Regions from separate parts of the Homo sapiens genome. Here region 1 is linked to region 2. The links are chromatin contacts, found by Hi-C or POLR2A ChIA-PET in ENCODE. All regions are on one chromosome and are shown on one strand. Each heading gives the region's core, a stretch centred on a gene start or an enhancer-like site at or near the end of the contact. The rest is flanking DNA. Distances are from core to core; before and after follow the strand shown. Region 1 has its middle 27 kb from the start of PTPN2. Region 2 has its middle 27 kb from the start of LINC01882.

Region 1 (2,700 bases), core at 176-2,675, 140 kb after region 2:
TGTTATTCTAAGAACTCATTGCTTCATCAAAGGAGAGAACTGGACACAGGAATTTAGTGGCCAAGAAAGACCTTCGCTATTAACACTCTTATTCACGTTATATTGCAGTACTGCGTGGGGATGAGTGAGTATCTGGGCTTACTTAGAAGGTACTCTGGTATTTATAAGAATGAAGAGCACCAGTTCATTTTCAGTAAATCTACTGCCATAAATCATTGTGTTCACATCTCTATCAAACATAAATCAAGCCAGGCGCGGTGGCTCACGCCTGTAATCCCAGCACTTCGAGAGGCCGTCACGGGCGGATCACGGGTCAGGAGATCGAGACCATCCCGGCTAACACGGTGAAACCCCATCTCTACTAAAAATACAAAATATTAGCCGGGCGTGGTGGCACACCGCCTGTAGTCCCAGTTACTCTAGAGGCTGAGGCAGGAGAATAGCTTGAATCCGGGAGGCGGAGGTTGCAGTGAGCCGAGATTCGGCCACTGCACTCCAGCAGCCTGGGCAACAGAGCAAGACTCCGTGTCAAAAAAAAAAAAAAAAAAAGAAAGAAAGAAAAGAAAAAGTCCCAGACACGAGTGCCTTCTGTTTTTTTTTTTTTGTTTTTTTTTTTTCTCGAGACGGAGTCTCCCACTGTCACCCAGGCTGGGGTTCAGTGGTGCATCTTGGCTCACTGAAACCTCCGCCTTCCGGGTTCAAGCGATTCTCCTGCCTCAGCCTCCCGAGTAACTGGGATTACAGGCGCCTGCCACCACGCCTGGCTAATTTTTGTATTTTTAGTAGAGATGGCGTTTCGCCATGTTGGCCAGGTTGGTCTCGAACTCCTGACCTCAAGTGATCCGCCTGCCTTGGCCTCCCAAAGTGCTGGGATTACAGGCGTGAGCCACCACACCCGGCCAATACTATTTTTTAATTCTAGCTAATATATACAAATTTTATTGATCTAGATGTACTTTAGAGCAAATTTTAAAAGTCCACCAAAATCTTGTTGGTCGAAACTCTTTTAAATATATAGATTAATTTGGGGGAAATTGCCTTTACAGTATTGAATCTTCCTTTCCACTTGTTCAAATCATTTGTGCATAGTGCAGTGCTTATAGAACTCTCCACATATGAATTCTGCGTAATTTTTCTTAATAATAACAGCGAATACGAATTGAACTCTTACTATGTCGGAAACTGTTTTAAGTACTTTAAGAGTATTAACATTTTAATCCACAACCCTACAGATAGTTCCATTGATTAATATTATTCCTACATAATAGCCCGCGCTGCTCAGCAGACTGGGAGGCCCGGCGTCCCCGGGCGAACGGAGGCTACAGGTTGGGGCAGGCCGGGTGGGGCCCAGCGAGTGGGCGGGGGCGCGAGCGGGAGCGGAAGCGGGCCCGGGCCGCACTGCTGCCGCGTCTAGCCGCCTCCCAGGCTGCCTGCGCCGCGTGGCTCGCCCCCGGGACTTGCCAGCAGCGAGTGGGGCCTGACTAGCTCTTCACCACGCTCCACTGCATCGGCAAGGGCTGGTTCTGGGAGAGGCGCAAGGGCATCGACCTCCGCACCAATCAGGTGGTGGTCATTAGGGCAGTGGACCCGGAGGAGGCCGAGGACGCCCAGCAGGAGAACCCTGCGCTCAGCTGTGCTACAGCCCCGAGTCACCGCTGCTCTTGCTGCTCTCTGTGAGTTTCCCCCGGAGGCCCAGAGCGGCGGCAGCGCGCAAGACTTGCAGAACTCGGGCCCCCTGGAGGAGACCTAACCGCCACGGTCTTGGGGAGGTTCCGGAGGGCCTCGGTTGTCTGCACTCCCAACACCAAGAAACCCCTGAGACGCGAAGCTGCCAGCGTGCTGCCCTCAGAGCAGGGCGACGCAAAGCCAGCGGACCCCGGGGTGGCGGGGCAGCCCACAGACACGCAGGTCGACTGGAACAGTTCTTGGCAGCCTCTTCTGGAGGGCGTCTGAGGTCGTCAGCAGCGGCCTACGACTTCAAGGCAGGCTTCTGACCCCTGGGGATCACGCCCATCGGACTAGCCAAGGAGGAGCCTTCGCACTCCGACCTGCACCGCATGCGCGCCCAGTTCCTGATCCCCAAGAGCAGCCCGTCTGAGCTGGAGGACCGCGGCAAGCCCTTGGAGGAGCTGGCAGGCCTGGCCCGACGAGGACCCCGCGTCCTGACACTGTCAAGGAGCTCCGGGAGCGCAAGGCGACCGCGCGCTCCGCCAACACCTTTTCTTCCGGGGTTCATGGGCGCTGCCGGCGCTGGAAATCCCAGGGGCACGGCGAGGAGCCCAGCTCCTAGGATCCCGACATCGCCAGCGCGGCAGAGGACGCGGATCAGGCCTCCCCGCAACCCGGCGTCCCTCTACAGTCCGGCCGAGTCCACGCAGCAAGCTGTACTGGAGGACGGCCCTGCACGGCTCGCAGAAGCCCGCGGAGCCCGTCGAGAGGCCCCGTGTTCGTCCACGCTGGGCGGCGCGCCTTCCGGGAGCGCAGAGAGAAGCGCAGGCAGAGCGGCGGCCGCAAGACCCGCCTTGGAGCTCCACGAGCCGGTGCTGCACACGGCAGAATCCCCTCGACGTGGGCCCGCAGAGCCGGGGACAGAGAGAGTCTGAGCTCTGTTAACAGTGGTGCTGACTTGGAAGGTGCCTCGTGTGCGTTGGGCCTACAGGCCACGTCTCCTCCCACCCCTGCGCTGTGCCGTCCTGCACG
Region 2 (2,700 bases), core at 20-2,519:
TAGTTTCTCAGTATGTAGTTTCAAATTTTATTTCAGGAAACTTTTCTTGATTTACAAATTTCACTGTTCTATTCACTTTGGATTTCTTCTTCAGGGACTCCTATTATCTGTATGTCAGTTTCTTCCCCTGTCTTCAATATTATCACTTTCTCTTGAATCTTTTCAGTCCTCCTTTCCAATAATTGTTACATTTTAGATTCGTTGTAGATTTATAGAACAATTGCCAAGCTAACACAGAGTTCCTATATGCCCCACACCCGGTTTCTCCTCTTAACATCTTACATTAGAATGGCAAATTTGTCACAATTAATGAACTCATGCTGATCCACTGTTATAACTAAAGCCCACCATTTATTCAGCTTCCTTTAGTTTTTACCTGATGTCATTTTCTGGTCTGGGAGCCGGCCCAGGATGCCCCGTTGCCGGTGGTGGTTGTAGTTACTCTCCGCAGGCTCCTCCCAAGCTAAGAGTTCCTCACACTTTCCTTGTTGCTGATGAGCCCATCAGTTTTGAGGAGGCCTGGCCCGCTATCCTCTCAGCTGGCATGTGTCTGCTGTTTTTCTCGTGATTAGATGGGGTTTTGGGTCTGCTGAGAGCATAGCTTTTCACACCCATGCAAAAGCACACACCACCAGCATGGCTCATTGCGTAGGTGCTAACTTTGGCTGCCTCGCTGAGGGATGGCCTGATGTATTTTTTATTTTAATATAAATAGCACATTCTTCGGCTGCTAATCGTATTACTATTCTTCAGTATTTAAAAGGCGCTAGATGCTGTGATAAGCACTTTAAGATCCTATTTCTTTCTCTCAACAACACTGCAAACTACGAGTACAATCCTATTGTGCAGATAAACAGAACTCTCACACAAACACACACACACACAATTGTGGTAAAATATACATCAATTTCTATCAACCATTTTTACCCGCACAGCTCATTGGCTCCACCACATTCCCATCTGCGACCACCACCCTCCTTCTCCAGCGCCTTCTCATCTTCCCCACGTGTTCCACGTCTCACCTCTGGTCCCAGCGACACCAGGGCTTTCGGTCTTTGGGAGATTGAGGTGGTTTTGTGCCCGGGATTAGGTGGGTTCTTGGTCTCACTAACTTCAAGAATGAAGCCGTGGACCCTCACGGTGCCTGTTATGTTTCTTAAAGGCAGCGTGTCCCCAGTTTGTTCCTTCTGATGTCCGGCTGTGTTGGCAGTTTTTTCTTTCTGGCGGGTTCATGGTCTCGCTGGTTCAAAAGTGAAACTACAGACCTTCGCGGTGAGTGTTACAGCTCTTAAGTCTGCGCCTCCGGAGTTGTTCATTCCTCCTGGTGGGTTCGTGGTCTCCCTGGCCTCAGGAGTGAGACTGCAGGCTTCCACCGTGAGTGTTACAGCTCATAAAGGTAGCACAGACCCAAACACTGAGCAGCAGTAAGATTTACTGCAGAGTGAAAGAACAAAACCTCCACACTATGAAACGGAATCTGAGTGGGTTGCCACTGCGAGCTTGGGCAGCCTGCTTTTATTCACTTATCTGGCCCCACCCACATCCTGCTGATTGGTCCATTTTACAGAGAGCCGATTGGTCTGTTTTACAGAGAACTGATTGGCCCGTTTTGGCAGGGTGCTGATTGGTGTGTTTACAATCCCTGAGCTAAACACAAAAGTTCTCCACATCCCCACTGGATTAGCTAGATACAGAGTGCTGATTGGTGCATTTACAAACCTTGAGCTAGATACAGGGTGGCGATTGGTGTATTCGCAATCCCTTCGCTAGACATAAAGGTTCTCCAGGTCCCCACCAGATCAGCTAGACACAGAGCGCTGATTGGTGCACTTACAAACCTTGATCTAGACACAGAGTGCTGATTGGTGCATCCACAAACCTTGAGCTAGATACAGAGCGCCAATTGGTGTATTCGCAATCCCTTAGCTAGACAGATTCTCCAAGTCCCCACCAGATTAGCTAGACACAGAGCGCTGATTGGTGCATCCATAAACTCTGAACTAGACACAGGGTGCTGATTGGTGAGTTTACAAACCTTGAGCTAGATACAGAGTGCCGATTGGTGTATTTACAATCCCTTAGCTAGACATAAATGTTCTCCAAGTCCCCACTAGACTCAGGAGCCCAGCTGGCTTTACCCAGTGGATCCCGCATCAGGGCCGCTGGTGGAGCTGCCTGCCAGTCCCGCGCACTGCGCCCGCACTCCTCAGCCTTTGGGCGGTCGATGGGATCGGGCGCCGTGGAGCAGGGGGCGGCGCTCGTCTGGGAGGCTCGGGCTACGCAGGAGCCCATGGCGGCAGGGGGGTGGGGGGAGGCTCAGGCATAGCAGGCTGCAGGTCCTGAGCTCTGCCCGGCGGGGAGGCAGCTAAGGCCTGGAGAGAAATCGAGCGCAGCGCCGGTGGGCAGGCACTGCTGGGGGACCCGGCGCACCCTCCGCAGCTGCTGGCCCGGGTGCTAAGCCCCTCACTGCCCGGGGCCGGCGGCCCGGCCGGCCGCTCCGAGTGTGGGGCCCGCCAAGCCCATGCCCACCCGGAACTCTAGCTGGCCCGCAAGCGCCGCACGCAGCCCAGGTTCCCGCCCATGCCTCTCTCCACACCTCCTCGCAAGCTGAGGGAGCCGGCTCCGGCCTCGGCCGTCCCAGGAAGGGGCTCCCACAGTGCAGCAGCGGGCTGAAGGGCTTCTCGAGCGCCGCCAGAGTGG

Evidence for each region. Hi-C counts contacts between places; a loop is a spot of excess contacts on that map. ChIA-PET counts read pairs that join two places held with the same protein, here RNA polymerase II (POLR2A). Pooled maps may share reads with other maps.
Region 1: a loop to region 2 is called in a pooled map, with 3 times the contacts of the local background. The contact joins two enhancer-like sites. A Hi-C loop is called at or near these places in 2 of 50 pooled maps. POLR2A ChIA-PET finds 5 or more read pairs at or near these places in 4 of 52 experiments (HEK293, OCI-LY7, WTC11 and 1 more).

The regions. Positions count from the first base shown.
Region 1 is chr18:12,909,756-12,912,455 of GRCh38, forward strand. It overlaps the pseudogene STK25P1. Among named protein-coding and RNA genes, the nearest start is that of PTPN2, 27 kb to the left of the region's middle. RefSeq lists a silencer at 1,277-1,476. Within about 2 kb of position 1,426, at least 3 of the 41 ENCODE cell types and tissues checked have a DNase peak (open chromatin) inside an H3K27ac peak, as active enhancers do.
Region 2 is chr18:12,774,647-12,777,346 of GRCh38, forward strand. No RefSeq gene overlaps it. Among named protein-coding and RNA genes, the nearest start is that of LINC01882, 27 kb to the left of the region's middle. Within about 2 kb of position 1,270, at least 4 of the 41 ENCODE cell types and tissues checked have a DNase peak (open chromatin) inside an H3K27ac peak, as active enhancers do.